2 separate regions of the Homo sapiens genome follow, and region 1 is linked to region 2. A link is a loop called in an ENCODE intact Hi-C map of the cell type or tissue named here. Cell type or tissue: IMR-90. All regions are shown on one strand. Each heading gives the region's core, and the rest is flanking DNA. Links, peaks and the distances in the headings are about the cores only.

What was found. Hi-C counts contacts between places; a loop is a spot of excess contacts. Peaks named below come from ENCODE experiments on the same cell type or tissue, not always from the same donor. Only the 100,000 strongest peaks of a DNase experiment are listed, where the experiment ranks them.
Region 1: it touches region 2 in a loop (6-fold over the local background); 50 of 110 quality-filtered maps call a loop at or near these places.

What each region holds. Positions count from the first base shown.
Region 1 is chr3:120,237,089-120,253,315 of GRCh38, reverse strand. It overlaps GPR156 (G protein-coupled receptor 156), which reads left to right. Exons shown (of 10, transcript NM_153002.3): 2 at 8,838-9,313; 3 at 9,540-9,676. The coding sequence starts at 9,218. Among named protein-coding and RNA genes, the nearest start is that of GPR156, 40 kb to the left of the region's middle. RefSeq lists an enhancer at 9,405-10,604. In IMR-90, for the core only: a CTCF peak has its summit at 8,874 (motif pointing left); a DNase peak (open chromatin) is centred at 8,875; H3K27me3 peaks cover 945 bases.
Region 2 is chr3:120,787,235-120,803,461 of GRCh38, reverse strand. No RefSeq gene overlaps it. Among named protein-coding and RNA genes, the nearest start is that of LINC02049, 41 kb to the left of the region's middle. RefSeq lists an enhancer at 8,106-8,400. In IMR-90, for the core only: CTCF peaks have their summits at 8,229 (motif pointing right) and 11,243; DNase peaks (open chromatin) are centred at 8,241 and 11,271; H3K27ac peaks cover 229 bases.

The DNA.
Region 1 (16,227 bases), core at 4,521-12,520, 550 kb after region 2:
TATTATTTTGAAGTATGTTCCTTCAATACCTAGTTTATTGAGAGCTTTTAACATGAAGGGATGTTGAATTTTATCGAAGGCCTTTTCTGGGCCTATTGAGATAATCATGTGGTTTTTGTCTTTTATTCTGTTTATGTGATGAATCACATTTATTGATTTGCATATGTTGAACCAAACTTGAATCTCAGGGATGAAGCCAACTTGATCGTAGTGGATACGCTTTTTGATGTGCTGCTGGATTTGGTTTGCCAGTATTTTATTGAGGATTTTTGCCTCAATGTTCATCAAGGATATTGGCCTGAAATTTTCTTTTTTTGTTGTTGTATCTCTGCCAGGTTTGGTATGAGGATGATACTGGCCTCAAGAATGAGTTAGGGAGAAGTCCTTCCTTTTCAATTTTTTGGAAAAGTTTCAGTAGAAATGGTACCAGCTTTTCTTTGTACCGCTGGTAGAATTCAGCTGTGAATCTGTCTGATCTTGGGCTTTTTTTGGTTGTTAGGCTATTTGTTACTGCCTCAATTTCAGAACGTGTCATTGGTGTATTCAGGGATTCAATTTCTTTCTGCTTCAGTCTTGAGAAGGTGTATGTGTCCAGGAATTTATCCATTTCTTCTAGATTCTCTAGTTTATGTGCATACAGGTGTGTGTAGTATTCTCTGATGGTTGTTTGTATTTCTGTGGGATCAGTGATGATATCCCACTTAACATTTCTGATTGTGTCTGTTTGATTCTTCTCTCTTTTGTTCTTTATTAGTCTAGTTAGTTGCCTATCTTTTTATTAATTTTAAATAAAACAGCTCCTGGATTCATTGATTTTTTTGAAAGGTTTTTTGTGTCTATATTTTCATTTCAACTCTGATCTGATCTTGGTTATGTCTTGTCTTCTTCTAGCTTTGAAATTTGTTTGCTTTTGGTTCTGTCATTCTTTTAGTTGTGATATTAGGTTGTTAACTTGAGATCTTTCTAGCTTTTTGATGTGGGCATTTAGTGCTATAAATTTTCCTCTTAACACTGCTTCAGCTGCACCCCAGAGATTCTGGTATGTTGTCTCTTTGTTCTCATTAGTTTCAAGGAATTTCTTGATTTCTGCCTTAATTTTGTTATTTACCCAGGAGTCATTCAGGAGCAGGTTGTTCAATTTCCATGTAGTTGTGTGGTTTTGAGTGAATTTCTTAATCTTGAGTTCTAATTTGATTGTGCTGTGGTCAGAAAGACTGTTATGATTTCAATACTTTTGCCTTTGCTGAAAAAGTGCCATGTGGTGATGAGAAGAATGTATATTCTGTTGTTTTTGGGTGGAGAGTTCTGTAGATATCTATCAGGTCCTCTTGATCCAGAGCTTAGTTCAGGTCCTGAATATCTTTGTTAATTTTCTGTCTCAGTGATATGTCTAATATTTTCAGTGGAGTGTCAAAGTATTTCACTATTATTGTGTGGGAGTCTAAGTCTCTTTGTAGGTCTCTAAGAACTTGCTTTATGAATCTGGGTGCTCCTGTATTGGGTGCATATATATTTAGGATAGTTAGCTCTGCTTGTTGAATTGAACGCTTTACCATTATGGAATGCCCTTCTTTGTCTTTTTTTTATCTTTGTTGGTGTAAAGTGTGTTTTGTCAGAAACTAGGACTGCAACCCTTGCTTTTTTCTGTTTTCCATTTGCTTCATAAATTTTTCTCCATTCCCTTATTTTGAGCCTATGTGTGTCTTTGCACTTGAGGTGGGTGTCTTGAAGACAGCATACTGATGGCCCTTGGCTGTTTATCCAGCTTGCCATTCTGTGACTTTTAATTGGGGGCATTTAGCCCATTTATATTTAAGGTTAGTATTGTTATGTATGAATTTGATCCTGTCATCATGATGCTAGCTGGTTATTTTGCTGACTTGTTTTTGTGGTTGCTTCATAGTGTCACTGGTCTGTGTACTTTAGTATGTTTTTGTAGTAGCTGGTAACAGTTTTTCCTTTCCATATTTAGTGCTTCCTTCAGGAGTGCTTGCAGGGCAGCCTGGTTGTGACAAATTCCCTCAGCATTTGCTTGTCTGAAAAGGATCTTATTTCTCCTTCACTTATGAAGCTTAGTTTGGCCCGATGTGAAATTCTGGATTGGAAATATTTTTCTTTAAGAATGTTGAATATTGGTTTCCAGTCTCTTCTGGCTTGTAGAGTTTCTGCTGAGGAGTCCACTGTTTTCTGTTGGGCTTCCCTTTGTAGGTGACCTGGACTTTCTCTCTGGCTACCCTTAGCATTTTTTTTTTCATTTTCACCTTGGAGAATCTGATGATTATGTATCTTGGAGTTGATCTTCTTGTGGAGTATCTTACTGGGGTTCTCGGCATTTCCTGAATTTGAACTTTGGCCCATCTTGCTAGCTTGGAGAAGTTTTCCTGTATGCTATCCTGATGCATGTTTTCCAACTCAGTTCCATTCTGCCCCTCTCTTTCAGGTACCCCAGTCAAGTCATAGGTTTGGTCTCTTTACATAATCTCATATTTCTCTGAGGTTTTGTTCATTCCTTCTCTTTTTATTTGTTTCTGTATTCTTGTCTGCCTGTCTATATGCAGAAAGATAGTGTTCAAGCTCTGAAATTCTTTCCACTGCTTGGTCCATCCTATGGATACTTGTGATTGCATTGTGAAGTTCTTGTGTATTACAAGAACTTTATTTTTTTATCTTTATCCAGTCTACCATTGATGGGCATTTAGGTTGATTCTATGTCTTTGTTATTGTGAATAATGCTGTAATGAACATACTAGAATGATTCATGTTTATTTGGGTAAATGTGTGTTGATTTCGTATCCTGCAGTTTTATTGAATTTATCAGTTCTAATCATTTTTCTTGTGGAGTCTTTAGGTTTTTCCAAATATAAGATCATATTGTCTGCAAACAATGATCATTTGAGTTATTCCTTTTCAATTTGGATGCTTTTTATATCTTTCTCTTATCTAATTGCTCTAGCTAGGACTTCCAGTAGTATGTTGAATAACAGTGATGGCAGTGGGCATCCTTGTTGTGTTCCAGATTTTAGAGGAAAGGCTTTGTCCTTCCCCTATGCCCCAGGTAGGTCCAGGAGTCAAGGACTAGAGTCCAAAACCTTAGAAGTCTACCTGGTATTCTATTATACTGTGGCTGAGCTGGCCCTCAGACCACAAGACACAGTCCTTCCCACTCTTCTCTCCCCTTTCCAAAGGCAGAGGAACTGCCTTTAGTAGAGACAGGGTTTCGCCATGTTGGCCACTGCCAACCCAGCCCATGAGGAGGACTGCCAGACTACTGCTGATGTTCCCTTAAGGCCCAAGTTCTCTTAAATCAGCTTGTCCTGAATGTTACCTAGCCTGAGACTCACCCTTCAGGACAGTGGGCTCCCCTCTGGCCCAGGGAAGGTCCAGAAATGCTGCCCAAGGGTCAAGTCCTGTAATCAGGGACTCCAAGAGCCCTCTTGGTATTCTAACCCCCTGTATCTGTGGTGGTACCTAAGGTGCAAGACAAAGTCCCTTTTACATTTCCTTCTGCTTTTATCAAGCAGAAGTTTTGTCCTGCAGCCACCACAGCTGGTAATGTACTGAGTTCTACCTGAAGCCAGGAAGTCTCAGAGGCTCACCCAAGGCCCTCAACATAGTCCCTGGTTATTGCTGCTGGTTATTCAGAACCAAGGGCTCTTCACTTAGCAGGTGATAAATGCCGGCAGGGCTGGGTCCTTTCCTTCAATGCAGTGGGTTCCCTCTGGCCCAGGGTGTGTCTAGTAATGTCACCTGGTTTCTAGGGCCTAGAATGGAGGCCTCATGACTCTGACCAGTGCCCTATCCTGCTGTGGCTGCGCTGGTATCCTAGACGCAAGACAATGGTCTCCCCACTTCTCCCTCTCCTATTCTCAAGTGGAAGGAAGGGGTCTCTTTTGGAGCTGTAAGCTGTGTAGCCTGGGGTAAGGGGAGGGGTGATGCCAATACTCTCTTGGCTGCCCCAGCTGGTGTCTCAGTAGGTTGCATGCACTCCCAGTCTGCTGTCTCTGGGCCTAGTTCAGCACCAGGACTCACCTAAGAGTTGCAGTCCTTATGGCCTAGACTGCTTTTGAAGTTTACTTGGAGACAAAGAGCACTGTGGCCTTCACTGGTGAGGTTTACAGGCACTCAAGTTTAGACCACTGGGATTGGTGATTCTTCTCTGGCTAGGGCTGTTTTAAATCCTCCCTCCGTTTGCACATTTCAGCTGAGTTTGATCTAGTTTGCCTTTCTGCTCTGATTTCTGGTTCTTATGAAGGTGTTTTTTTCTGTGTAGACAGCTGTTAACTTGGTGTCCTTGCAGAGGGAATGATCAGTGGAGCCTTCTATTTCGCCATCTTGATCCGCCGCCATATATCATTCTTATCAATCATTTTCTGTTTATGCACCTGAAAATACACTGGTATACAAAATTAAGATCCTTACTTTCACAGAATTTGTGTTCTAATGGGGGAAGTCAATAATCGGTGGACACCAATACATATATAAATTAAATAACACATTAAAAGGTGTTGAGGACATGCTGGGCATGGTGGCTCATACTTGTAATCCCAGCACTTTGGGGGGCCGAGGCGGGTGCATCACTTGAGATCAGGAGTTTGAGACAAGCCTGGCCAACATGGTGAAACCCTGTCTCTACTAAAAATACAAAAATTAGCTGGGTATGGTGGCAGGTGCCTGTAATTCCAGCTACTAGGGAGGCTGAGGCAGGGGAATCGCTTGAAGCTGGGAGGCAGAGGTTGCAGTGAGCTGAGATCCTGCCACTACACTCCAGCCTGGACAACAGAGTGAGACTCTGTCTCAAAAAAAAAAAATAAATAAAAATAAAAGCTGTTGAGGACAATGGAGGAAAAGGCAGATCAGAGAAAGAACATTTACAAAAGCCAGAGGGAGTGTGAAGCAATTTTAAATGAGGTCAGATTTTTGGATAATTTCTATTGCTATGTTTTTAAGTTAACCAATGTTTCTTTTTGCAATGTCTGATCTGTTACATTTTTATTTCAGATATTATATTGTTATCTCTAGAAGTTCTATTTAGATCTCCTTTTTATCTTTCAATTCTCTCCTCATTTTGTTCATATTTTGCTTTATATCCTAGAGCATATTTATAATAGTTGTTTTAAGGTTCTTGTGTGATAGTTATATCATTTCTGTTATTTCTGTGTCTGATATTATTTATCTATTTTTTAAAACTTTATGGGTATAGGTCATATTTTTTCATTTCTTTGAATGCCTGGTGATTATTTTGAATTTTACATTGTTGAGCACTGGATGTTGTTATATTCCTTTTAAGAGCATTGAGTTGTGTTCTGGAATGCAGTTGAGTTTTTACAGATCACTTTGATCCATTTGAGACTTTCCTTTAGGGTATATCCAGAGTAACATCTAGTTTAGAGTTAATTTGTTTTTACTACTAAGATGTGGCTTTTCTGAGGATTTTATCCAATGTCCTGTGTATTTTGGGGTCTCTCCACACTGGCTGATGGAAACACAGGGTAGTCTCAGCCCTGTGTGAGCTCCAGGAATTACTCAGCTATTGCCTATCAGTGTTTTTTTCTTCAACTCCAAGTAGTTTCTTCCAGCTCATATCCAAATCATACTTAGGAGAAGACTGGGGGGGATCCTCTGCAGATTTCCAAAGTGCTCTCCCCACTCTCTGTATCTCCCTCTTCTTCATTACTCTGTCCCACAAATTCTAACCACCTCAACATCCTTAAATTCCAATCCATTCCCCCTTACCTCAGGTAGAATTCTAGGTTCTGATTGGTTTTCCCTCCACGTGCTGTGACCTGGAAATGACCTCCAGGCAGTATCTCTTAGGAAGCCCAGTTGTGTGGCATCTGTTGTACAATGCCTGAAAATGATTCTTTCATGTGTTTTGTCTGGTTTTCAACTTGTTCACAGAAAAAAGCAATTTGCACAGCAGTTAATTCTTCACAGACAGAAGCAGAAGTTCTACCAACTGCAAAACAACCAAAACAACTTGTTAAAAGACAGTATTTGTATGACTGGTCATAAATTACGTATAGAAGAATAGAGATTTTGTGAGAAAGATATGGGCCTGTACAGAGGGGTGAACTTGCAAATGACCATCTTGCTTGGGGATAGTGTCTGTTTTCCTGATCCTAATCACTGGGAAGGATTCTGTAATCTCTGTCAAATAAATTGCAAACACTACCACACATGGCCTTGGGTCTACTACTGTCTATGACATAAACAGTTTCTCCCTAGAGACTTAGTTGTGAGGGTACAGGGGGAAGGTAGCTTTTGGAGGGGCCTGGAAGACCCTTCCCTTTGTGCCTTCGATTCTGTATATATCTTGTGGTCAGAAGTCTTACCATTACCCTCTCTGATAACTCCCCACCCACTTTCCCAATCACTAAACACTTTTTGAAACCATTCAACTCTTTCCTTTCAATGATTGAGCCCTTCATTGTTTCATCAGCTCCTCTTGTGTGAATCTCTCTGAATGTGTGCCAAGTTTGCAGTTTAATGCCTGTCCCATGTAGGAGCCCAATATCACGGTATATAAAGTTTCTACACTGGATATCCATGGACTGAAGAGGGGCCTAGCATTCAGGGTTCCAAGCCAGTGAGTTTAGCTTATCCAAGGGTACCTCTAGAATGTGCTCAGAAATTTATTCCAAGTCAGAGTTGCATCCCCCAGGACTTTAGGCTCAGATGGACAACCCCATCATATTTACAGAATCCCTCAAAGATAATTTAAGTTTAAGATTGTCAGCCCACCTGGGGTGCACAGTGTTGACCAGGGTTTCTTAACCTTAGCACTGTTGACATTTGGGGCCAGATAATTCTTTGTTGTTCAGACCATCCTGTGAATTATAGTATGTTTAGCAGCATCCTTGGCATCTACCTACTAGATGTGAATAGCATCCTTCTCTTAATTTTGACAACCACAGATGTCTCCAGAATTGCCAAATGTCCCCTAAAGGTGCAAAATTGCATAGTTGAGAACTACTGGTAAAGAGGCACTATGGCATGCCAAGCTCTAGGGAGCCCACAGAAGTGCACCTCTGGGAACTAAAGCTGAAGAAACCCAAGAGGCCCCTTGGTATCTTCTTGGAAGAAGTTAGTCCAGAGTGTCTGCACCATGTGGAGTGTATACTGGGATGACATTGACCTTGGAATGTAAACTCCTGGGATTCTTGCCTCTGCAGATTTGGAGCAGGGTTTTCTTCTTCTCTGCTTTTCAGTTTACTTATTTGAAAATGAGGAATGGTGTTTACATCACAAAACACTGTAGTGAGGACAAAATGAGGTTTTATGTATATATACACCCATACATATACATATACACTTCTTCCAAATGATATAATAATATATAAACATTGAATGAATAATGGTTCAAATATAAGTGTACTTATTTGCCACTATGATTAAAAGGGCAATATAGGAAAAATACATTTTCTTCTAATCCATCATGTTGTAATAATCCTCCCTGTGGTTGCAGTATGGTTCTGTGCTAGAAGGCACAATAGGAAATCTCTAACTTTAAAAAAAAAGAAAAGAAAAAATATCTTTCTAGCAATTAAAATCTCAACTAAATTAGAATGCAAATAGGTTTTTATATTTGCTTCTTAATTTTGCATTCAATAATCTGACTAGAATATGCAATAATTTAAATGCCTTGATGGGAGATAGTGGCTTTTAGTTCTCTTGGGATTTCATTGTAATAAACCTGGTAAATAATTCAGGAACATATGAGAGGCCAATGAATGGTCAGCACCTGGTGCTATATTATTTGTGCCTAAGCACACAGACTCCAAAGATGGCACTCTCCACCTGTCACTGTTGTTCTGGCTTAAACATGGGCCCTGTGTTCAGTGGCTATTGAGATAATAGTAATGGATATTTTTGCCTTGTCCAATTTTCCTCCACAATCAAAGAAAACTGTGCTAAGCTGTTTAAAAAATACAAAGCAGAAGTGGCAGCCTCTTTTAGATTACCACTGGTAAAATTTCAAATCTATTTTCTCTATTAAGGGATTGATTGTTTTAAAGAATTAGGGATATGGCTATCTTTTCTACTGGTGCTAATTTGAGCCTTTTTGCCTTTCTGTCTTTGTTCCACAAGGCTGAGCTTCTCTTTAGATCACATTATTCATATTGCAAGGATCTTCTGAGAGAAATAACACCATCCTCTGGCCAGCCACTCACTCTGCAGGAGTTCCTAGAGCTCCCCAGTTTCTTTCCCTATTGCCTGAGTAGTCTATCTCACGCCTGTTAGTCTCACAGTTTAAATACAAACACACAAAGACTCTTGCAGGCAGCTTGGGTACCTTTCTTTGACCCCAGCCGACTGGACATAGAGAACAAGAGCTAGAGAGAACAAGAGCTAGAGTGACCGACAGATCATGTGTGGAGACAGCATGGGGCACCTGAGCCCAGCACCATCCAGGATCAGACAGAACTTAAGCCATGAGCTGCCTAGAAAGATCTTGGGAGGGCACTGGGTTTCCCAGTATGGAAAAAAGAAAAATGTGGCTCACAAGTCTAAGCTAAGGTCTTTACAGTACTGGGCCATAAACAGGATCTGAAAAGAAACTGCAGAAAATGTTAGATATGCTTTATCTTTGTTTTAAAAATATTATTTACTATAATGGCTTAAAATATGTTGATTTAAATATATGATATTTGATACCTTTGTAATATATATAATAAAGTGTATAATAAAATATAACTATATAATTAAAATAGATGATATTTTAAAACCTCTCTAATAAACCATTTACGTGTGTGTGTGTGTGTGTGTGTGTGTGTGTGTGTGTGTGTGTGTGTATACATGCCTTTGTTTAACAGGTTTAATTGCTTTCCTTTCTTCAGGAACCAGAGTGAGGGTACTCGAACAGTGACTGCCATCTGGTGGTTAACCAGAATCATCACCTTGTGTAGCCTGATGGTTACTAAGATGTCCACTCTTGACTCACATGGCATGCACTCGCAGCAGGGGACCAGTTGAAGGATGTCTGACTTTGGAGGGTCACCAGTTGAAGGATGTCTGATGAAGGAGCCTAGCGAAATAACCCTTTGCTTCTACCTGAATGGGTTGTTCACTCTGGATTCTGAGCCTGCAGCCAGCTCCAAAATGGGGCCTCTGAAGAAAAGATTTGAGTTGCTCTTGTGTCTTAGTCAAAGATCTACATCCCTACCAGTGGGTAACCAAGACTGTGAATAAGCACACACCAACAGGGGCATGTGGTGACATGGAGCCTGAAATAAACTGCTCTGAATTGTGTGACAGTTTTCCTGGCCAGGAGCTGGATCGGAGACCCCTTCATGATCTCTGCAAGACAACAATTGTAAGTGAGCAGCCACAGGATGCCAGGGCTGCTCAGATGTATGTGGTGGTGGTGGTGTTGGGGAGGAGGAGGTGGAGGGAAAGGGGGATGAGGAAGGGGAGGAGTGGGAGGAGAAACTGCTCATGCAGGATACATATTTCCCAGCACTTGGTGACGATGGGGCAGTTTGTTTTTGACCTATAGAAGATCCTTCATTCCTAACAGCTCCTCCTTATTCTGTCCTCAGACATCTTCCCACCACAGCAGTAAGACCATCTCTTCATTATCTCCTGTCCTCTTGGGTATTGTTTGGACTTTTCTCAGCTGTGGACTTCTGCTGATACTTTTCTTTCTTGCCTTTACAATTCACTGCAGGAAGAACAGGTAAGCAGCCCAGTTTCTCATCACACATAGCTCAATCATGAAATCCCAAATGTTAGTATCTTTTGGCAGCACAAGCCACTATCTGGTCTCCCACTACAGGATTAAACCACATGAGACATTCCCTCTGAAATAGTCTACCTGTTGAGAAGGGGAAAGATCTAGGTCGGTATTGTGCTAACTACTGCAAGGGTATCCAAAGAAGAGAATGAAGAGTCTCTCTCTATAATGGAGGTACAATCCTTCTGAGAAGATGAGGTATCTGTATTTAAAATGAAGACCATGTAGAGGATTCCAAAACAACACAAAAACTTGAGGACAGCACAGCAGAACCAGTCTGGGTGAGTTAGGGTTTCTGCAAAAGCAGTGAAGCACTGCTACCTGGCTATTTGCTAGATAATTCTGGCTGACTAGAAAGTCATCAGCTTATCAGGGTAAGTATGGCTCCCAGGATTCGCAAAAGAAGCAAAATGGTGACTTTTTTCTGAAGGGACTTATAGCACCTTGCCTTGGATGCAATTTCATCCTTCCTCAGGGCCCATCCCATCTCTCCCACCCCCACACTGTACCCTCATCCTACCACAGCCGTCCCAGGGTGCCTCATGAGAAGCCCTGCTCCAGCCCTCTCCTTAGCCCACAGCTGACTTCTAGATGGAGCCCACAATCAGAAATTAACAACTTCCTCAAACCAGCCAAACTCGTCCAGCCCCACTCCAGCCTTACCCTGTGTGGTGACCAAGCATGTCGTGCTCCATTGCCTGTGGATTTGACACTCAGATGAGAATTGGTCAGTTGCATTTTGGGATGCTGTTTTGCCATGTTAGGCATGGAGGACGTGGAATTGTTAAGCAGCAGTGATTGGTTGTTGGGTCAGCCTCAGCATGGTGGTGATACGTGGCACTCCAACTAGAGTATACCCCAGAGACTGCCTCAGCCACTTTTCATTCTGTTCCTCAAGCACACTACGCTGACTCCCATCTCAAGGCTTTTGTACTTACTGTTCCTGTACTGTTCCCTCTGCCTGGAAGTCCTCCTCAGATATTCCCATGACTAGTTCCTTCTCATCTTATAGGTCTTGGCTCCAGTGTCACCTCTTCAGAGACACCTTCCCTGATCATCCTATCTAAAGTAGTATCCCTACCCATGATCACCCCCTCATCTCATTCCATATCCTATCAGCCTGTTTTATGTTCCTTATAGCAAGCATAGTCTGCTATTACCATATTTGTTGATTTACCTGTTGATTGTCTGTATCCCCTACCAGAATGGAATTCTGTGAACACAGGGACTTTGCCTGTCCTCTTGTGCCCACCACTGTGTCTCCAGCATTTAGAACAGACTCTGGGATATAATAGGTGCTCAGTAAATATGCATCCAGTGATCCTGGGAGGAAAGAGATTTAAATCCCAACGGTGGCTGCTGCCAACAAAGTGACTGGGAAAATCATGCATTTCAAGGTTAGAGAACTATGGAGTACAGTCTTTTCAGCTGTAACATGTTTCTATAATGCAAAGTAATACTCAATTGGTATTACCCAGTTGGTAATAAGAAAATTATGTCATTGATTCATATGTTACTTTTCCCCCAGCAAATCAATAATTTAAACATTCAGGGGCAAGCTTTCTCACAGCTAGTAAAGGAAGCTTTAAGCTTGGCAGTTCCTTCCCTTGGTGCAAGTAGTGTCTGGCTTAATGGCTTAAGAACTTGTGTCTTCCCTACAAGATGAGGCTGTAGGAGTAGATGAAGAAGTGGAGAAGACATTTGCCTTATGTTTAAAAACTTCAGTTGATTGTTAAAGAAAGCACAGATCCAGAGCAGATTTTTAATTTTTTGACAATGTTATCTACTGGAGATGAATGCCCCTGAGGACCTGTGTCTTGAGATTTAAGACTGTAGAAGTTGACTTTGATCCTGGGTACAAATGCTAGTGGACATTTACTGGGTGGTAGTGTTTTAGTTGGAATAATTAATATTTTATTAATACTCTTGTTACAAAGTTAACTGTTTTGAGTGTTATGACCCCATCCTATTTTCCCCACAGTCTATTATTTTTACATATAATTTTGCAGAATACAAGGTTTATCAAGTATTTATATATCCTGTTAAAACAGGAACACCTGTAAACAGCATTATACTAGAAACCCTTATATTTCTTTCACTCTATTAAATATTTTGCTGCCTGTTTTGTTTGCAGTGGGAGCATGACTTGGCATAAAGAATAAAATATTAAGAGGTATTGTGAATAAAAACACATTTTACAATTAAGTGGCTTACAAGGTCAGACAAGGAAAGATAAAATAACCCAGTTTCAAAAGTGTTTTATTGAACAATACATTTGTTAAAAGATGCAGCATCACAATCAGATGCTTTATTTCGTTACAATTCTGTGGTCTCTAAATTTGGGACTGTGTGTGTGAGTATTCATGTGTGTGTATATGCAAGAAAGGAGAGGAAGAAAAATATTTTAACACAATAAAAATAATACAAAAATGTTTAAATCCAGTTGCAGATATTGAATTTTTATAAAAATTTCAAAAACCAGTAAAGATAAAGAAAACTTGAACACTATCAACCAACTTGACCCAATTGACATTTATATTACCTTTCACCCAACAACAGCAGAATACATATTCTTTTGAAGTACACATGGAACATTTACCAAGATATATCATATTCTGGGCCATAGAAAAAGTCTCATTAAATTTAAAAGGGTTCAAGCCGGGTGCAGTGGCTCATGCCTGTGATCCCAGCACTTTGGGAAGCTGAGGCGGATAGATCACCAGAGGTCAGCAGTTTGAGACCAGCCTGGCCAACATGGTGAAAACCCATCTCTACTAAAAATACAAAAATTAGATGGGTGTGGTGGCATGCACCTGTAGTCCCAGCTACTTGGGAGGCTGAGGCAGGAGAACCCGGGAGGCAGAGGTTGCAGTGAGCTGAGATCATGCCACTGCACTCCAGCCTGGGTAACAGAGCAAGACTCTGTCTCAAAAAAAAAAAAAATTAAAGGATTCAAGTCATATAAACTATGTTTTCTGACAATGAAATTAAAATGGAAATCAATAACAGAAAGATCTCTGGAAAATCCTGAAATATTTAGAAACTACATAGAACACTTTAATCCATGGTCAAAAAAGAAATCAAAAGGAAAACTAGAAAATATTGACCAGAATTAAAATGAAAATACAACCTAGATTTGTTGGATGCCACTAAAGCAGTATTAGGGGGAAATCTAGAGAACTAAACCCCATATTAGAAAAGAAGAAATGTCTCAAATCCATGACCTCATCTTCCACCTTACAAACAGAAAAAAAGAGCAAATGAGACCCAAAGTAAGTAGAAGAAAGGAAATAATAAAGATCAGGTTAGAAAATAAAATAGGAAACAGAAAACAATAGGAAAAAAAAGTCAGTAAAGCCAAAAGCTATGAAGATAAGTAAAACTGATCAACCTCTAGCCAAAGTGATCAGAAAAAAAAGAAATAAGATACAATTACCCAAATAAGGAATGGGAGAGGTGACATCACTATAGATTCTGTAGATATGACGGATAAGGTAATGTTGTAAACAACTATGGTAGATAGCCTCTAAGATGTTCTTCGATGATTCCCACCTCCTTGTAGTCACACTCCTATGAAGTCCTCTCTCCTTGAGTATGAGGTGAACTTACTAACTTGCTTTTTAGTGAGATGTCGCTTTTGGCATTAGTTCACAAAAACTGTGGCTTCCACCTTAGAGCTCTCTCATTGTCCCACTAACTCCCACTCTGTGGGAGGCCAGCTGTTGTGTTATAAGCTGTCCTGTAAAGAGGCCCCCATTGGCAAGGAACTGATGTTTCCAGCCTGCAGCCAGCAAGTACCTGGGGCTTGCTAACAGCCATGTCAGTGAACTTTGAAACAGGTGACACCTTGACTGTATTGTTGTGACACCTTGACTGTATTCTTATGTGAAAACCTGAGCCACAGGCACCCAACTAAGCTGTGACTTAGAAATATTACCAGTTCAACTTCAAACTCTTCTAAAAAAACTGAAAATAAAGAAGTAATTCCCAACTCATTCTATGAGGGCAGTATTACCCTGATTTCAAAATTGAATAGGAAAAAGAAGAAGGAGAAGGAGAAGAAGGAGAAGGAGAAGGAAGAGGAGGAGGAGAAGGAGAAGGAGGAGGAGGAGGAGGAGGAGAAGAAGGAGAAGGAGAAGAAGAAGAAGAAGAGGAAGAGGAAGAGGAGGAAGAAGAAGAAGAAGAAGGGAGGAGGAAAGCTATAGGCTAATATGTCCTATAAACATAGATTCAAAATTTTAAACAAAATTTTAACAAATTGAGTATCACCAAATGTTAAAAAGAGAATACATCATTGTGACAACGTGAGGTTTATCCCTGGAATGTAAGCTTTGTTTAATATCTAAAGATTGATCAATAACTCATGACATTTACCAACTAAAAAAGAAAACTATATGATCATCTCAGTAGATACAGAAAAATTTTTGACAAACTTCAACATCAATTTCTGATAAAGTCTCAACAAACAGCATAGAACAGAACTTCCTCCCCATTGCGCAGCACAGCTGCTGTGGCAGATTGTGGCCAGACTGCTTCTTTAAGTGGGACCCCGATCCATCCCCCCTCACTGGGCAGGACCTCCTTGTGAGAATTTCAGCAACTCCAGCCAGGGTTTTATGGACAGAACTCTGATCTCTCTGGGACAGAGCCCCTCAGGGGAAGGGTGGCCACAGTCTCTGTGGTTCAGCCAACTTAGCCTTTCCTGCCTGCTGGCTCTGGAGAGTCTGGGCAGTCTGGACAAAAGGGGATCCCCCCAGTGCAGTGCACCCAGTCCCCCAAGGGGCAGCCAGACTGCTTCTTGAGGCAGGTCCCTGATCCCATTCCTCCTGACTGGGTGAGAACTCCCAAAGGGATCCCCAGACACCTCTTACAGGAGTGTTTGGGCCAGCGTCAGTTTGGAGCAGGCAGCCATCTTTGCTGTTTTGCACCCTTTGCTGGTGATAGTGATACCTCCAGGTGCAGAAGGGACCCAGGTGATTAGGGTCTGGGGTGGACCACTAGCAAACCACAGCAGCCCTGCAGAAGAGGAGCCTGACTGTTAAAAGAAAAACAAAGCAGCAACAACAACATAAACAAAAAAGATCCCCAAAAAAACCCATTGAAAGGTCAGCAACCTCAAAGACTGAAGGTAGATAAGCCCACAAAGATAAGAAAGAATCAATGCAAAAATGCTGAAAACTCAAAAAGCCAGAGTGCCTCTTCTCCAAATGATTGTAATACCTCTCCAGCAAGGGCACAGAACTGGGCTGAGACTGAGATGGCTGAATTGACAGAAGTAGCCTTCAGAATGAGGGTAATAACGAACTTTGCTGAGCTAAAGGAACATGTTCTAACCCAATGCAAAGAAGCTAAGAATCATGATAAAACATTACAGGAGCTGATAACCAGAATAGCCAGTTTAGAGAGGAACATAAAACACCTAATGGAGCTGAGAATCACAACGTGAGAACGTCACAATCCAATCACTAGTGTCTATAGCTGAGTAGACCAAGCAGCAGAAAGAATCTCAGAGCTTGAAAACTGTCTTTCTGAAATAAGACAGGCAGACAAGAATAGAGAAAAAAGAATGAAAACAAACAAAACCTCCAAGAAATATGGGATTACGTAAAAAGACCAAACCTACAACTGATTGGAGTACCTGAAAGAGATGGGGAGAATGGAACCAAATTGGAAAACATACTTCATAATGTCATCCAGGAGAACCTCGCCAATCTAGCAAGACAGGCCAACATTCAAATTCAGGAAATGTGGAGAACCCCAGTAAGATACTCCACAAGAAGATCAACCCCAAAACACATAATCATCAGATTACCCAAGGTCAAAATGAAAGAAAAAATGTTAAGGGCAGCCAGAGAGAAAGGCCAGGTCATCTACAAAGGGAAGCCCATCAGACTAACAGTGGACCTCTCAGCAGAAATCCTAGAAGCCAAAGAAACTGGAGGCCAATATTCAACAATTTTTTTATTTTTTGTTTTTTTGAGACTGAGTCTCGCTCTGTCACCCAGGCTGGAGTGCAGTGGCGCGATCTCAGCTCACTGCAAGCTCCGCCTCCCGGGTTCACGCCATTCTCCTGCCTCAGCCTCCCGAATAGCTGGGACTACAGGCGCCCGCCACCGCGCCCAGCTAATTTTTTGTATTTTTAGTAGAGACGGGGTTTCACTGTGTTAGCTAGGATGGTCTCGATCTCCTGACCTCGTGATCTGCCCACCTCGGCCTCCCAAAGTGCTGGGATTACAGGCGTGAGCCACTGCGCCCGGCCTCAACATTCTTAAAGAAAAGAATTTCCAACCCAGAATTTCATATCAGGCCAAATTAAGCTTCATAAGTGAAGAAGAAATAAGATCCTTTTCAGACAAGCAAATGCTGAGGGAATTGTTACAACCAGGACTGCCCTGCAAGTGCTCCTGCAGGAAGCACTAAATATGGAAAGAAAAAACTTACCAGCCACCACAAAAACACACTGAAGTACACAGACCAGTGACACTATGAAGGAA
Region 2 (16,227 bases), core at 3,616-11,615:
TCATAATCTGCCTGCCTTGGCCTCCCAAAGTGCTGGGTTTACAGGCATAGCTACCGCGCCTGGCTTCCTGGCACTATTGTTAACAGCACAGCCAAGCCTCAGAGCAGAAACTTTCATTTCTTTTCATGTAACAATTCTAATTATTATTAAAATTATTATATTATCAAAGGTCTGCTCATCGTGTTTAAAAGCAGAAAAAAGTGTCTAAATATTAACAAATGAAATTCAAAGAAATAAAAGTACAGTCTATGGAGTAATAAAATATTTCTATAGCAGAAACAATACATGGCCAGTCATGGTGGCTCATGCCTGTAATCTCAGCACTTTGGGAGGCCAAGGTGGGCGAGTCACTTGGGGTCAGGAGTTTGAGATCAGCCTGGCTAACAGGGTGAAACCCCACCTCTTCTAAAAATACAAAAATTAGCCGGTGTAGTGGTGTATGCCTGTAATCCCAGCTACTCAGGAGGCTGAGGCAGGAGAATTGCTTGAACCTGGTAGACAAAGGTTGCAGTGAGCAGAAATCACATCACTCACTGCACTCCAGCCTGGGTGACAGAGTGAGTGAAACTCTGTCTCAAAAAAATAAATAAAAATTAAAAAAAAATAAGTGCCTAATATATGCTCAAGAAGCAAAGTGAGCCCTTCTGTTATTAAGCAAATGGATAAGTACAAGAGAGTGAGTTTCACTGTTCAGATAATTCCTAAGGAAGGGGCTGTATTATAAGCTCAGGCATTCCGAAGTGGTAGTCCCTGCTCAGAAAGTCATGGGCTATGAATCCTCAGGCCTGGTTCTTCAGCCAAAATTGATGGCTTCCAAGTTGAGGCCCAAGAATATATATGAAATATCAGTGAAATAAGAGCAATGAATCCAGTCCTGGCAAAACAGACAGTGGCGTCTTCTTCGCACTTCACCTCTCTCCTTCAAGGTAGCCATAGCTGTAGTACCTCTAGTTGCTAGGAGCTCTCTCTTTAGGACAACGGCTCAGGTATTGAAAAGCTCTTACTTATGTTGTACTGAAATCTGCCTTCTTTAACTTCTGCTCTTTATCTCTACATCTTGACAGGGCAGAACAAATTTATTCTGCCTGTCACACAAGAGCCTTTTAAATATTTGCAGACAAGGATATGGTATTCCTTTGGTTGACTTTTTTTTCTTCTCTAGGCTAAATGTGATCATTTATGTCAACTATTCCTGACTTCCTGACCCTTACCAACCCATTACTTTTCTTCAAGTTGGTCAAAATCCCTCAAGAATTGTGGTACCTACCAGAGAACCCAGTACTTCAGTGTGGTCTGACCACAGCCCACTGCACTAGGACCAGGGCTTCCTATAATCTCTCCTTCACTTCCCTTCATGCAGTCAAAGACTGGGTTGTTTTTTTCCAGCACACACATCATAATGTTGGAAAATATTCAACTTGTGGATAATTAAAGTCCCCAGTCCTTTCATATGAACAAATGCTCTTTGGGTAATCATCTCCATCCTGAACTTATATGATGGTTTGCTTTTTACCCTAAATATAGAATTCTGCAATTATTTCTGATATATTCCATCTTATTGAGTTAGACAAGAAACTCCAGACTGTCTAGACAATTTTGAATTCTGATTTAGCTCTGTAGCTATAGGTATACTTTCCAGCTTTGTGTCACCTGTAGGTTTAATAAAAATGCCTTTTAACCTATCGATGCATTGCAAAAGTAAAGCAAACTTTTCTGACATTATTGAAAGTGTAGGCTTGGGTACACGATGCAAAATGACTTCTAAATTAGCTACAGCAATTTATAGACAGCCTTTTTCACTTCTCTCCAACCCACCTGCATGACATGCAATACAAAGCACACAAAAAAGAAAAAGAGTCCTACTTAATGTGGGTAGTGAGCAAGGAAGAAAACAGAAAGAAGTAGTGACATTGCTGGTAGCTCTATCTCTATTCCATCCCTGGTCCCAAGAGTGGACATTCTTGTAGTTTTGTCCAGGTATTATCCTTTGGGGATAGAAATGGTTCGTAATGTTTTTATAGTTCATCCTAGACCATGGCTCAGCCTTGCCACCCAACTTCCCTGTCCAGGGAGATCAGAAGCAATAGGTGGCTATCAAGGCATCATTTGAATAGGGTGGATATCAAATACAGCATCCCCATCTGTACAGGACTCAGCCTTTGATAGTTCTTGATCTACCTGCCAGCAACCATTCCTTCCTCCCACTTGCCTTTACCTCCACAGGATCAGTAAGAGCAAGAAAAGTTCTTCTCCTTCTTGATTTATTTCCTCCTACTTAAACCCAGGCAGAGAAACTGGGGCCTAACTTTTATGACCTTGGTGTTAGGAAAACAAAGCTTACTAATAATATTAAGGAATAGAAGTAATTTTATGTCCAGGGCCTGTTGACCAGTATAATGTTTTCTCTGATGCAGTTGACTCTCTGAACCTGAACATATTCTATATAACTTTTACAGCTCCCTTTCCCAAGGGAGATAATCATAACAATAGTCTCTAGGAAATTCCCTTACATGGGCTGATATGTGCTGTCCTTTTTTCCTCATGTCCCAAGATCAGATAATCCAAATGCAACTTTCATAAATGTCCTACACAGTCATCAGAGTGGGAGCTGTAAAGCAAGAGTGGAAGCTAGGACTATATTTAGGAGCTGGCCCTAGGCTTGTGCTTGGATTTCAGCATTGGCTTCTCCTCTTACCAGCCATGTGATCTTGGGCAAATTACTTACCTCTCTATTCCTAAGAGATGGATAAATAAGAATAGAGTTGATGTGATAAGAAGTAATCAAAATAAGTAATACAAACTAGTTAGTACAGTCCCTGGCATACAAACAGTGCTCAATAAAATTAGTTATTATTAAATAGCCTTCTAATATATGTGTTCAGATTTCTTTTTCTACTGTTCAATTTCTGTGCTTTGATCTAAAACAATTAAGAAACATGGTAACAGTGTTACTAGATTTTTAGAATCCTAGCATGTAAAAGATCTAATCCAACCCTTCCTTTGACAGATGATGAAAATGAGGCTCAGGAAGAAAAAAGGAATTTCCTAATGTACACAGTGAGTGAAAGGCAGAGCCAGGACTATAAACTAGATATCCTGACTCCCAATCCTATCCCTAATTATAGCCGCCTTTTTCCCCCTGAGAAAAGAATCAGGATTAACCAAATGCAGATTTAGATGCTAGTATATTTTATATGTAGGAATGTGATAGTTGTTATGGAATATTTGAAAAAAAATGTATTTATATATGTCATTCTGTATAGAGAAATTATAAAAATTATCTATAAATTAGTATGAATAGCAAATGAAGCTTATGTTCAAAACTCCCACTTCCAACCTCCCTGTTTACTCAGCAGCATGGGATTATGGAAAGAACATAGAATTTGGAACGGAGTGAGCTTGGATTCAAATCCCAATTCCACCACTTAACTGCTGGCATGACCTTTATTTAGCAAGTTACTTAGTCCCTTTGAGCCTCAATTTCTTCATCTAGAAAATGGAGATACCGAAACCTGTTTCAGTGATTTTTGTGGTGCATAGGATATATAGTATGGGAACACAGAACCTGGTATAAAGAGATGCCCATCACACATTGGCACCCCTCCTTAGATTTGACTCTCACTTTGCTGTCCTGATTTTGGTGCTCTGCTGGAAGCAAGGCACTGCCAGGTGCTAGCGACATGGGAGCCATATTTGAGAGGAAAGACGGCTGTCTGCTTTGTCATGAGCGGGACGGAAACATGGTTCTTGGAGTTTCCCTCAAGGTCACTTGGGAGCATAATGTTGTTTCCTACAGGACATCAGCTCAGGAAGTATGCCAAGGCCCAGGGTTGCTTACCACAGAGAAATTATCTCAAGATTGTTCAATGTCAGGCCTTGGTATTACTGGCTGGCCTTAGAGCGGTCTGTGCACCAGGCTTATATATCCTAATCCTCCAAGTCTATTATCACCTAACAGCAGCTTTTGGTTTTGGCTCTTGGAGTGTCAACTGCTACAGCCTCCTCTTGGTAAGCTTCCTTATGCATTATGTATTTATAAATATTTATGTAAGGGAGAGGGGTGGGGGGAGGAAGGAAAAGAAGGAAAGAGGGAAGGAAAGAAAGAATGAAGGAAGCAAGCTCAAGGATACAACAGCGATTGGCCTTTGAGAACTAGGAAATAATATTTTGTTCTGAGAGTTAATCTATACAATCAGTCTGTAATGGATCTGATCAGAATATGCAAAGTCGTCTTAAAGTGGTAGAATAGATTATTAGCCAATAAGACTTTTATATCAGTGGTTCCCCAACCTGGCTGATGATCAGAGTCACTTGGGATGCCTGTAAACATTCAGATTCCTAGACTCCTCCACAGACCTAATTATTAGAATTTCCAGTAGAGCTATACAAGCCCGTTATTTCTTTACATGTATCCCAGGTGCTTTTGTGGCAACCGGCTTCTTCCTGGTCAGCAGACTGGCTTTGGGAACCACAGGTGCACTGCAAGAAGTCTCAAAAGGATTAATATATATAAAGAGCAATGTGTTGGTCAACAGAGGGAATGTGGGGAAAAGGGCACACATGGTACACTGGCTCTTGTGTGCATTGTTCAGGAATGGGGGCTTCCGCCACAGTGCCTGAAACATCTAGATCATCTGGAGCAGATTCCTGTTGAGGAGACAGAGGCTCCAGTTGAGCAGAGCCCTATGTTATCAAACATTTGAATAATATAACTCTCTTTGTCAAAGTTCCTTGTTCATTGAGCAACTTTCAGATGATCTCTCTTCCCATGCAACTGGCCTGTAGGGAGAAAAGGGACAGATCAGGCCAAATGTTTCCCACTGTAAATTAATAAACTGGCATTCTGGTTATATATCAGTCTCTTGTGGATTAGTATGAGTCAGCATCTCTTAGTCTGATCAACTCAGAGGCTCTGTCAAGATCCAGTTTCTGATGCTGTAAAGCTGAGGGCCCAACCCTAGACCTCAGTGTATTCATCAGAGTAAATGTGTCCCAGGAGGTCAGCCAGTTAGCATTTCCTGGAGAAAGGAGGTGAGAAGGAACCCATTTCCCAGGGAAACACGGTATGGAAGACCTTCTTGATGCTTTACTGGGTACATGAACTGGGTGAGGTTCTTATAAGAACAGTTCTTTAAAAAGCCTTTTCTGTTCTCAAAGGGTTTTCACATATATTAGCTCATTTGATATTCACAACAATCCTGGGAGGTAGGTCAGGCATATATATTATTATTATTACTTCAGAGATGAGGAATCTGAGCGCATAGTCACTTACCTAAGATCCAAAGTAATGACAAAAGTGGGAGGAGAATCCAGGTCTTTTGACTCTTAGACATTATTCTTTTCACTTCCTCTCTCATTTAACAAAGTAAATACCATAAGCAGACCCATAAAGGAGCAATAGAAACACTTGAATGGGATAGTGTGGGACTGTGTTTGCATGTCTTTGTGTTAGGGGCTGGGTTAAGGCTACAGACATGGAAAGGCAAGTTGACAGACAGCACGGTAGAAGAGAAATCAGGCCAGTGGTGCTAATAAGAAAGCACACTCAATTTTTTTCTTAGTTTAGAAGAATGAAGTCTGATTCAGTTTAATTGAACAAATTATTTACTGAGCACCTATTGTGTGCAAGGCCTTGTGTACTAAGTGCTACCAATCGGAGCAAAGTTTAGAAAAGAACATTTTGAAACATGTATTTTGGTGTGAAGAGTGACCCTGAAATCATTTTCCTTCTTTAATCACAGCATCGAAAAATGCAACCCACAACCAGGGTATTTAAGGGAAAATGGGAATGGGGAGAAGCTGATTGTAACTAGAATTCTGGCAGCCAAGACCATTTGGAAATTTGGGCTTGATGACTCTCATTAAGGATGGATGTTCGTGCAAAATTTTGCTGGGCAAATATGAAGGGATGCAGCTTCCTCGACATTTTTCCATCTTTATATTTTATGTCTTTAAGTCCTTGGTGACTTCACTGGTGACAGTTTCCAAAATAAGTCCTGTTTTTTTGTGTCTTTTTAAATTTTTTTTTACAATGGCATGAAAACAAAATGTAGACTCCAGTGGCCCAGGATTTGTGAAAAGGGCAGGTCCCAGGGCTCCTCTTTCTCCTACTCTAACAAGGGCTTCAGTGTGATCTACAGCTGGGAAGAGGGGTTCCAGCCGGACATCTGTTAGCGAGCCTACAAACAATGCCCTACGGCTTGCTCCAGTCTTTGCGTTTTGCTAACTGGTTGATCATGTTTTCACTTCATAAATCTGTACATTCTAATGTGAGCACTAGCGGGGTAGCAAAAGGAGGGAGAGCTAGCTGCCTGTTCCCCACCCGATAGGTTCATGTCTGGCTGGATCAGCCTCCCACCTCTCTGGCTGATTCATCAGGCTCAGTCTATTCAAACAGATGGAACTTCTATTTAGGTATTTTAATAGCATGTATTTAAGATATCCTATTGAGAATCTGATCTGACAGAGGTTTGATGAAGTGTTAATGTGCTGAGAAACCAGGCTCACTAGGCACATAACTTCTTTCCCCAAACCAGATAATTTAAATCAATTTAGTTAGTACTTAACTGAGGGACTACTGTGCACCAGTATGTGTCTAGCATTGAATTAAGAGAGCCAGGAAAGAAGCAGAATGCTTGGCACACAAGCCCTTGGAAACTTCTACTCTCTCTGGGGAGAAATGGTACATGGATGGATGCATTTGAAGTTTACAAACATCATTAACTACTGTGTGCAAGGGGTTTGAGCATATAGTCAGAGTAGTGGCCACAATACCTCTTTTATATCAAGCCTACCTCAAGCAATTCAAAGGCAAATGGCTTTCTATTGTCTCTTATGATTAGAAAAATGGAATAAAAGGTCTAACATTGAGCACTTCAGTTAGATATACTGCACACTCTTCAATGCACCAAGTTCCTTTTTGACACCATGCTATTTATTGCTTCTGTTATTGCCCTGACTTTAGGGGATATCCACTCCCCAACCTGCTGTACTATTCAATTCTGATCCTTCTTTTTTGATCAAATTTGACCTTTTCCAAAAAGTTTTTGCTCCCAACCTTCAGGCAATCATGATAATGACAATATCTTTCTTTCATAGCCTTTACTATTAGTACCATGCCCTTTGGATCTTCAACTGAGTAACAGCATATACTGTCTTGTATTGGTCTTGAATCTTGCAGGTTTCTAACACTTGAATATACAACAATACAGTAAGCCCTTTAAGGATAAAGGTCAATTTATATTTGTTCAGTTAATATTTGCTCAGTACTGGCTCTGTACTATATCATAATTGCAGTGAAAACAAATATGTACAAATGAGAAAAGATTCTTACAAGTAGGGCATGGTGGCTCATGCCTGTAATCCCAACACCTTGGGAGGCCGAGGTGGGAGGACTGCTTGAGGCCAGGAGTTCGAGACCAGCCCTAGCAACACCTCATCTCTACAAAAACTACAAATTTAAAAATACATATATCTTGCTCTCAAAGAGCTCACACATTTTGCTACTCTGAAATGGAATGATAATCTCCTTCTGAAAAGCACTTAGCATAGTGCCAGCTACAGAGTAAGTCTTCTCTAAACAAATGCCATTATTAGTTATTATTTCTTTTAGACTAAATGGAAGAGTGGGAAGTGGAAATAAGAACCGAGAAAGGAAGTTGCAACTGTTAAGATGCTTTTGGAGGCAGGTAACAGAAAACTCAAAAGACTTAAACAGTAAAGGAAATGTATTGGTTCTCCTAAATGAAAAAGTCCAGAAGTAGAGTAATGATTGGTTGTGATTCAATGAGGGCTTTGGCTTCATTTCTCTGTGATTCTTTTGGTACTGCTCTCCCCCTGCATTGGCTTTATCCTCAGGCAGGTAGCAAGATGACTACAATAACTCCAGGATTCACGTTTACACACAACATGCAGAGAAAGAGAGGATTCATCTCTTCTGATGAATTACTTTCATAAAGTTACTTTCTTAAAAGTAACTTACTTCTTTCATCAAAGCCCCAGCAAATCTCCCTTCTCATCTCAGTGTACCAACTGAGTCACAAGCTTTTTTTCAACCTATTCCTTGGTTTAGGCTAGGTTCCTGACCCAGGTACAGGTTAGAGGATGTGATTACTATTTCGGTTAGGACTTAAACTGCAATGGCAGTCAACCCCCAAATCTCAGTGGCTATTTAATACAGCTAAAATTTTATTGCTCTCACTACATGCCAGTGTGGGTCAGCAGGGGGCGCTCTACCATTATAGTCACCCTAGGACAGAGGCTAATGGAGGCTTCACCTTGACACAGGCTTTAGCAATCATTGTAGCAGAGGGAAGGGGGTCTGGTGAATCACACACTGGCTTTTAAAGGCGTTTGCGTAGAAGTGACATATATCATTTCTATTCACATTTTACTGGCCAAAGCAAGTCATATGGTCACTCCTAACTTCAACAAGCTGGGAAATACAATTCTACTATGTACCAAGGAGAACCAGAATATTTAGGAACAGCCCCAATTACTACTGTAATTACCCTTGGCTCAATCAGGACCAGCTGTGGATATGACTATAGCATTAGCTTCTCTTAAAACACATGTACTTCCTTGGTAAGGGGATCCCTTAATAAAAATCAGATATTATAAGGAAGGAAGCAATAGATGCTAAGTAGGCAAACAGTAATGTTTATTATAGAAGTTCTATGAAGGCAAACTGGTTTCAGACATCAAATAGAGAAAGCAAGACCATGAACAGATTGGCAAAGGTTGAGAAGCAGCTACTATAAGAATGTAGCCACCTAGAGATCTGCACAGCAGAAAGGGCCCAGATGAAAATAGGCAGCAAGGCCAAAAGTGCATGCGTTAGTCTCTTTGCTGTTGCACTTCCCAGCCCAGGAGTGGGATCATAAGAAGCAGATCAGGAAGAGTAGAAATGATGAATGATTTGACTGGCTTTGTGGGAGGTCTTGGGTTGTTGAAGGATCGAAGAAGCCAAAGGGTTCTCCAACGGGCAGTAGGACCCAAATGAAATTTGGGCAAAAGTCGTATTTTTAAACTAGGATAAGTCCTTGAGAAGGAACCTACAACAGAAACAAAGACTGTAGTAGATGGTACACACAGATGAAATGTTATTCAAATATTGAAAAATGGAGGACAGCAATCTCAAAGAAATAGTGAAACAAAGGCCTTCTGTCCCACAGGGCCTTACAGGTGTTAAAAAAAGGTTTCCATGGGAGAAGACAGTGTAAGTTTACATTAGAGCTGTGTTTCTACCCAGGGGAGGCAACACAATTTATAAAAAAAAGAACTCTAAGACCAGGTCCAATGGCTCAGGCCTGTAATCCTAGCACTTTGGGAGGCTGAGGTGGGAGGATTGCTTGAGGCCAGCAGTTCAAGGCCAACCTGGCCAACATAGTGAGACCACATCTCAAAAAAACAAAAAAGAAAGAGAAGGAAAAGAAAGGAAAGGAAAAGAAAAGAAGAGAAACTCTAGATCTGCAGTTAAGAAAATCAGGTTTGAGTCCCAGCAGTGACTACAAATAGCTTGAAATGGGTAAATCAGCATAAACTTCTTTCAACTTGTTTCCTCAGCAGAAGAAAAGGGATAAAAATGCCTCCTCTATCTTCCTCAAAGCTTTATGTAAAAATCGAATTAGACAGGAAAGCCTCTTGATAGACTAAAAAGCCCTAGTGTATGTATGGAATTTTAATACTGAAGTGAGTCAGTGGCAGGGGTTGAGAAGGTTAAGGATATGGGCAAAATGCTGTCTCCAATTGAATAGGGCCCAGAGGGAACTATAGAAGTGGAGATAACAGTAGGCTGACAGGTCTTGTCTTGGTCAGTTCTTTTAATTGCAAGGGATAAAAACCCATCTCAAATTGGCCCAAGAATAAAATAAAATGTATTGATTCACATAACAGAAAATCATTGTAAGGGTAAGAATGGCTACAAGTGTGGCAGAATTTAGGAGCTCAAGTGTCATGATTGGAAATCTGTCTCTCTCCACCTCTAGTCTCTGTCTTAGCAATCCTTGTAGAAAAAAAGAGTGGCTTTTTTTTTTTTTTTCCATTTCAACAAAAACCCTTAGGTAACTTGATTGTCCTGGAACCCATATCCAGTCACTATGATGGGTGTCAATCCCAGCTGAATCACATGGATGGAGAGTGGGGAAGGAATAAAAACTGTGGGGAAGTAAATGAAAACCACTCATGTTCACCATAGGAAGTAGGTTTAAGAGGCTTGCTCCAGAAGTGATATGGCGGAGAAGAGGATGCAGGAAAGAGGAGGGAAGAAAATCAAGGGAGGATCCAAGGTGTAGCCTAGGTAGAGTATCACTCAAGGAGAAAGGCAACTTTAGAAAGGGACTTACCAAGCTCATTTTGGGGGATGGGGAGGTGGTGTGGAAAGACATCTGTGAGTCAAATAAGGGGAGGGCAGCGAGGACATAGTTAAGAATTCCCAAACTGGCCCAAAATACTTTTTGAGAAATAGTAGCGTAGGAGGGAAAAGCAGCCACTGTCATATTCTTTCAGTTAGTTCTTTGCTTGGTGAGTGTTTTGTTCCCAACTGTTGGTAGGGGCAGGGGAGGAGGTGAGAGGGGTAAGAAGGCTACATCAGTAGGAAGCAGCCAGATGCCTAAATGATGTTGGAAACATGGACACAGATGCCCGTAACATTGTGATAATTTTATAGCTTAATGAGTCTCAGTGAAAAAAGCAGCAAAGAAATTATCACTAAATTTACTAGAAGTTAAGGCCTGTAAGAAATGTGAAATGTGACTGACATATACCACACGGTAGGTCCTCCCCACCCACACACTAAACATAAAGGCCCACCCTGTCTTGCCTTTTTTCCACCCTCCTACATACACATAATACCTGCACACAGGCACATAGCAGCAGGAAAGATTCCCTTGGAACATTGTCAGAATCATTCTTGAGACCTCCCAGGTAGCTCACTACCCTGAAATGAAAAGCTGCCAGCCTCCGGTTTTTGAAGCTGGTAGAATAGGGCTGATTAACGCTGACTCCATACTGCACAAATACTGTGAGAGGCAATTTCGCTCTGGATCCATCCTCTCAATGCTAACAACTGCCATCACTACCACCCCTGATATAGGTACCGTTCCAAGCATGTTCAAACAGAAGGGCCTCACCTCCATGCTTAACCAAATGAAGCTATCAGCCCACTGCTGATCCTGTACTTGAAGGCTTGACTATTACAGAGAATTGGAGCATACAGATCACAGTTCCAGATTAAGGCACTAGAAGGCTAGGATGAATCCAGTATGACTCAGAGACTGAATCCCGGGGAAAAATGTAAAGGGTGACTTAGATAACCTAATTCCTTCCTGGGGGGGGTTTGTCTGGAATTCCTGAATTCTTACCTCATATGCATATATGCATATTTCCTATTAATCTCTCCTTTGTAGTTATTGCCAGGAAATCTCTGATCACAGACCCTAGAGTTCTGGTATTCTCTGTTGACTCCCACATCCCACAAGAGACATCTTGTACTACTCTCCATTGGATAACAGTAATTACTGCAGATAGTACAGGAAGAAGTATTACTTCAAAAAGAAATAGCACAGAAACACAGAACATATGACCCAGCAATTCCTAGGTATATACTCCCCAAAATTGAAAACAGGTACTCAAACAAATACTTATAGAAACATTCATAGCAGCGCTATCCACAATAGCCAAAATATAGAAACAACCTAAATTCATCAATAGCTGAATGGATAAACAAATTGTGGTATATACATATAATGGGATACTACTTAGCCATAAAAAGGAACAAAATACTGATACATGCTGCAACATGTAAAAACCTTAAAAACATGTTAAGTGAAAAAGCCAGACATAAAAGATCACATACCATATGACCCCATTTATATGGAATATTCATTAAAAGTAAATCCACAGAGACAGAAAGAAGACTGGTGGTTGCCAAGGGTTGGGGGAAAGGGAGAATTAGGAGTAAATGTTTTACAGATACTGGGTTTTCTTTTGGGGTGATAAAAGTGTTTTGCAACTGAATAGAGGTGGGGGTTACATAATACCATGAATATACTAATTGCCACTGAATCGTTCACTTTAAAATGGTTAATTTTATGTCAAGTGAATTTCACCACACACACAAAAAAAGTGGGGGAATACTGATTCAGCTGGCATGCACATGTATCCCCCAATACCCTCCTTTCTTTCTACCTGAAGGTGAGGGTGGATCAGGCATTATGAAGCAACAAGCATTTGCCAAAGCAGGCTAAGCATAAAGATAAAAGGAACCTGGGTCTTTGATATCATGAAGGCAACCACAGAACCACCATTTTTTATGAAAATAAAACTCCTAGATTTAAGAACAAAACAAACAGCATAATCTTTGTTCTTTACAAATGTCCTCTTTAAAGAGTGATCTTAAGGTAGACTAAGTGAACAAATTAATGTGCAAGTCTTGGGCTAGATGTATTTTTGGTTAAGGGGCTTCACCAGGTGCTGGGAAAATGCCCTTTGCTACACAGATCAGCACTTACCATCCGTAAGCATTCCAAACAGGAAGTTCTGGACAAAAAAATTAATACAAAATAGCATCACAGATATTAGGTATAGAAATAACGACAGAAATGGAAAATAGCAGCCCTTTATATAAGGTCCATAGTTTACTCATGGCCTGAAGAAGTTGCCACTTAATTGTTTATTCATTCAACAAATAGGTATTAATGACTATGTGCCAGGCATTGAGCCAGAATACTACAGGGAGCAAGAAAGATAAAGCTTCTGCTCTCATGGAGTGTACATTCTAGTGGGGCGGGAGAGGATAAGTAATAAACATATGAGCAATTTAACATACAATATCTATTAATACATGCATCTAGATCAACACATTGGACTTCCAACTCTCCTCTGATTTAGGACTGGCTCTTAGCTCCTCCATCTCTGGCATAGCTTCACAGGATGCTCAGGTTCCTCAGTTACCCAGAAGTCAGAGCTTCGTCAATGTCACACTATTGGTCTCAGTAATTAAAAACTTCAGTTCCTTATCGCCATTACTGCAGTTTCCTTCCATTCTATCCTACTTCAAGAAAAAAGCAACAAACAAAACACATTACCCCAACCATCCCCAACCCACCTCCCCACTGGGAAAAAATAAACCAGAAACAAAATCCATTCGTTCCCAAGAACAAAGAGCCTACAAACAAAGTAAAACCTACCTTTCAGGTAGAGGGTGGGGGAGGAGAGGAGGGTGGGCACAGCATTCAGGTAAAAAACTTGTATATGAGGAAAAATGCAAATAATCATTAAGTACAATACATAACGTTATTCGTGTAACTCTAGCACCTGAAGAAGATGCCCTAGACCAGTGCTGTCCAATAGAAATAGAATTTAAGCTACAAATGTGAGCCGTTTATGTAGACTTACATGTTCAGTCATATTAAAAGAAGTAAAAAAAAAAAGGTAAAATTATTTTTAACATTATATTTCTTTAATTCAATTGATTCTATGCTATTCTTTTCAATGTATATTCTATATAAAAAATTAAGATATGTTACATTCTTTCTTCTCATGCTGGGTCTTCAAAATTCAGCATATATTATATATTTATGGCCTACCTCAATTTGGACTAGATACATTTCAAGTGCATGCTAGCAACCAAGCTACCTTATTGAACACTGCAGCCCTAGACAAAGTACTCACTTAATTCCCTTTTCTAAAAACACTAAAGCTAATGGCTACTAGAATTAAAGCCTCTAAACATCTCATTGGCTATGCCCTAGAAGCTATATCCCAGCATCCCCTACTGATGGTCCTGGAGACACAGCCCTAGGTAACATGTTCCACAAATGAACGTAATTAACTGATTAAGAACATAATTAACTGACTTGCCATTCAGGCAGGAACAAAATGATGAGCCCTGGTGGAGAAAAGGCTATGTTCTCCCTAGTGCCAATTCTGTCCATCTATCCATTCAACATTTATTGAGACCCTACTACTTGCCAGAATTAATTCTATATGCCCCCAAGGAGCTTACAGTCTTTTGAGGGGTTGATAGACATAAACAATCAAATAAGAAATAAACAAGTTCATTTCAAATAATTTTTCTATGAAGAAAATAAAACAAAAATATGATAGTGGAAGCGATTCCTTTAGAGAAAGGAGAAGACTGACTTCTGTGAGGTGGTACTGAAGCTGAGAATGAAATAACAGGGACAAGTGCGAAGTATACCACTAGGGCAAAGATCTAAGGCAGGAAAAAGGCTGGCTTATTTGAGAAACACAGAGAATGTCAATATGGTTAGAGAGTAGACTAGCAGATGTAGGTAGCCAGGGGCTAGACCATGTAAAGCCTAGTGAATAGAGTAAGTTTGGATGTTATTCTAAGAAAAATCAATTAAGGGTTTTAAGGGGAGTGAGATAATCTAATTTAGATTTAAAAGATCCCTTTGTGTGTGGGAAATGGTTAAAATGCATGTGTGTGTGAGAGGGGGATAAGCATGGAAGCAGGGAGACCAGTTGGGAGGATGCTGGAGTAGTCAAGGTGAGAGTTCATGTGGCTGGGAGTAGGGTGGAGGTGGTGGAAGCAATGAAGTCAGATTTAGAGTATAGTTTCAATTTATTAGCAAGTCCTGTCACCTCTACTTTCGAAATCAGATTATATTTTGAGTCTAACAGGACTTGCTGGTAAGTTGGATGTGGGATTAAACTATTAAGACTTTTGGCTTGAGCTTGTAAGTAAAATGGTGGTGACATTTACTGAGTCTGGAACAGAAGGAAAACCTGCTTCTCCTCCTATATTTATAATGGTGTTAATGGAATTACTAACCAGCTTGACACCTGAGAATCATCCAAGACACTGCCCTATCCAAACAGTCACCAAATCTCATTAATTTTACCTCCCCAGAGTTTCTTAAATTTGTCCCCACTTTCTCATCCCCACTGACTTGCTCAGGTCTTTTGATCAAATTACTTACCAAGACTATTGAAATGGCCTTAATAATCTCTAGGTTTAAACTCCAATCCAGTATCAATACTACAAATTACTCCTCTGCTTAAAATCATCCAGCAATCTTTTTGAAGAGCAGTTTAGCAGTATATATCAGAGTTTAAAATAGACATGCCCTTTGTTTGGCTATTTCTTTTTTATGATTCTATTCTGTAGAAATACTCGAAGAGAATGAAAATGAGTAATTGATTATAGCATGTAATAGTGAAAAACTGGACACTATCTAAATGCCCGTCAATAAAGGAATTTTTACGTAAACCATTATACAACTATAAAATTCTATTTTGTTTTTTAAAATGAAGATCTAAACATACTGAATGGAAAGCTCTCCAAGATATTTCAAAACCAAATGGCAATGTGTATGATATGATTCCATTTGTGTAAAAAGCACTGTAGTATGTATGTGTGGTTTCTAAAGGCCTAGAAAAGGTCTGGGAGGATACACATTAAACTATCAACAATGATTACCTCAGTGTAGTAAGATAGTGGTGGGCTGGGGAGTTTTCATTTTTTACCATATATATTTCCTATTGAATGAATTTTTAAATAATTAAAACATTAACAAAAAACTGTACAACCATCCTGTATGCCCCAATGATTCAAGGCATTTTCAGACCTGGCACCAGCCTTCTTTCCAGACTAATTGCTCAGACTTATTTACATTAGGTAGGCCATTATGCACTTCTGCATTATGGGAAACGTGGGTTGACTGGTTGACTGTTGAAACTGGATTGTGTACTAGGCCTACCTGCTTTGCAACTAGAATAGGAAAGGCCACCTCTGATACTCAGAAGGTCATGAAGCTCTTTCTGAGGAGAAGCTAAGGTACTTGTTCCTGCCCTGAGGACATGCCAAAATAGGTTCATTCCTTTAGCTCTTCAAAGGAAGAAGTAAAATTTCATAACTCTTTCCCCTTCCCAACCCATTTTTGCATTAGATGTTTTAAAAGTACCTGTACTTATCTTGTTCACTGTTTAGTTTGCTTCTTTTGTAGCAGAAAGAGCCAACAAAATTGACAGTAAATTTACTATAGTGCCAGTTCTTTTCTGGAAATCTTCCTCATTTTTAGATATTAAAAAAAATAAAGTGATAGTAGCTCAGCTCTGCTAGAGATGACATAAAGTAGCTTTAGTGGAAACAAAACAAAGGTGAAATTACACCAATTTCTAAATTCTAAAGATTTTCGTATTTGTTTTTTGATTGTTATTTTCTACTTTTAAACTCAAGAATAAAGAGAATAAGAAAGTACA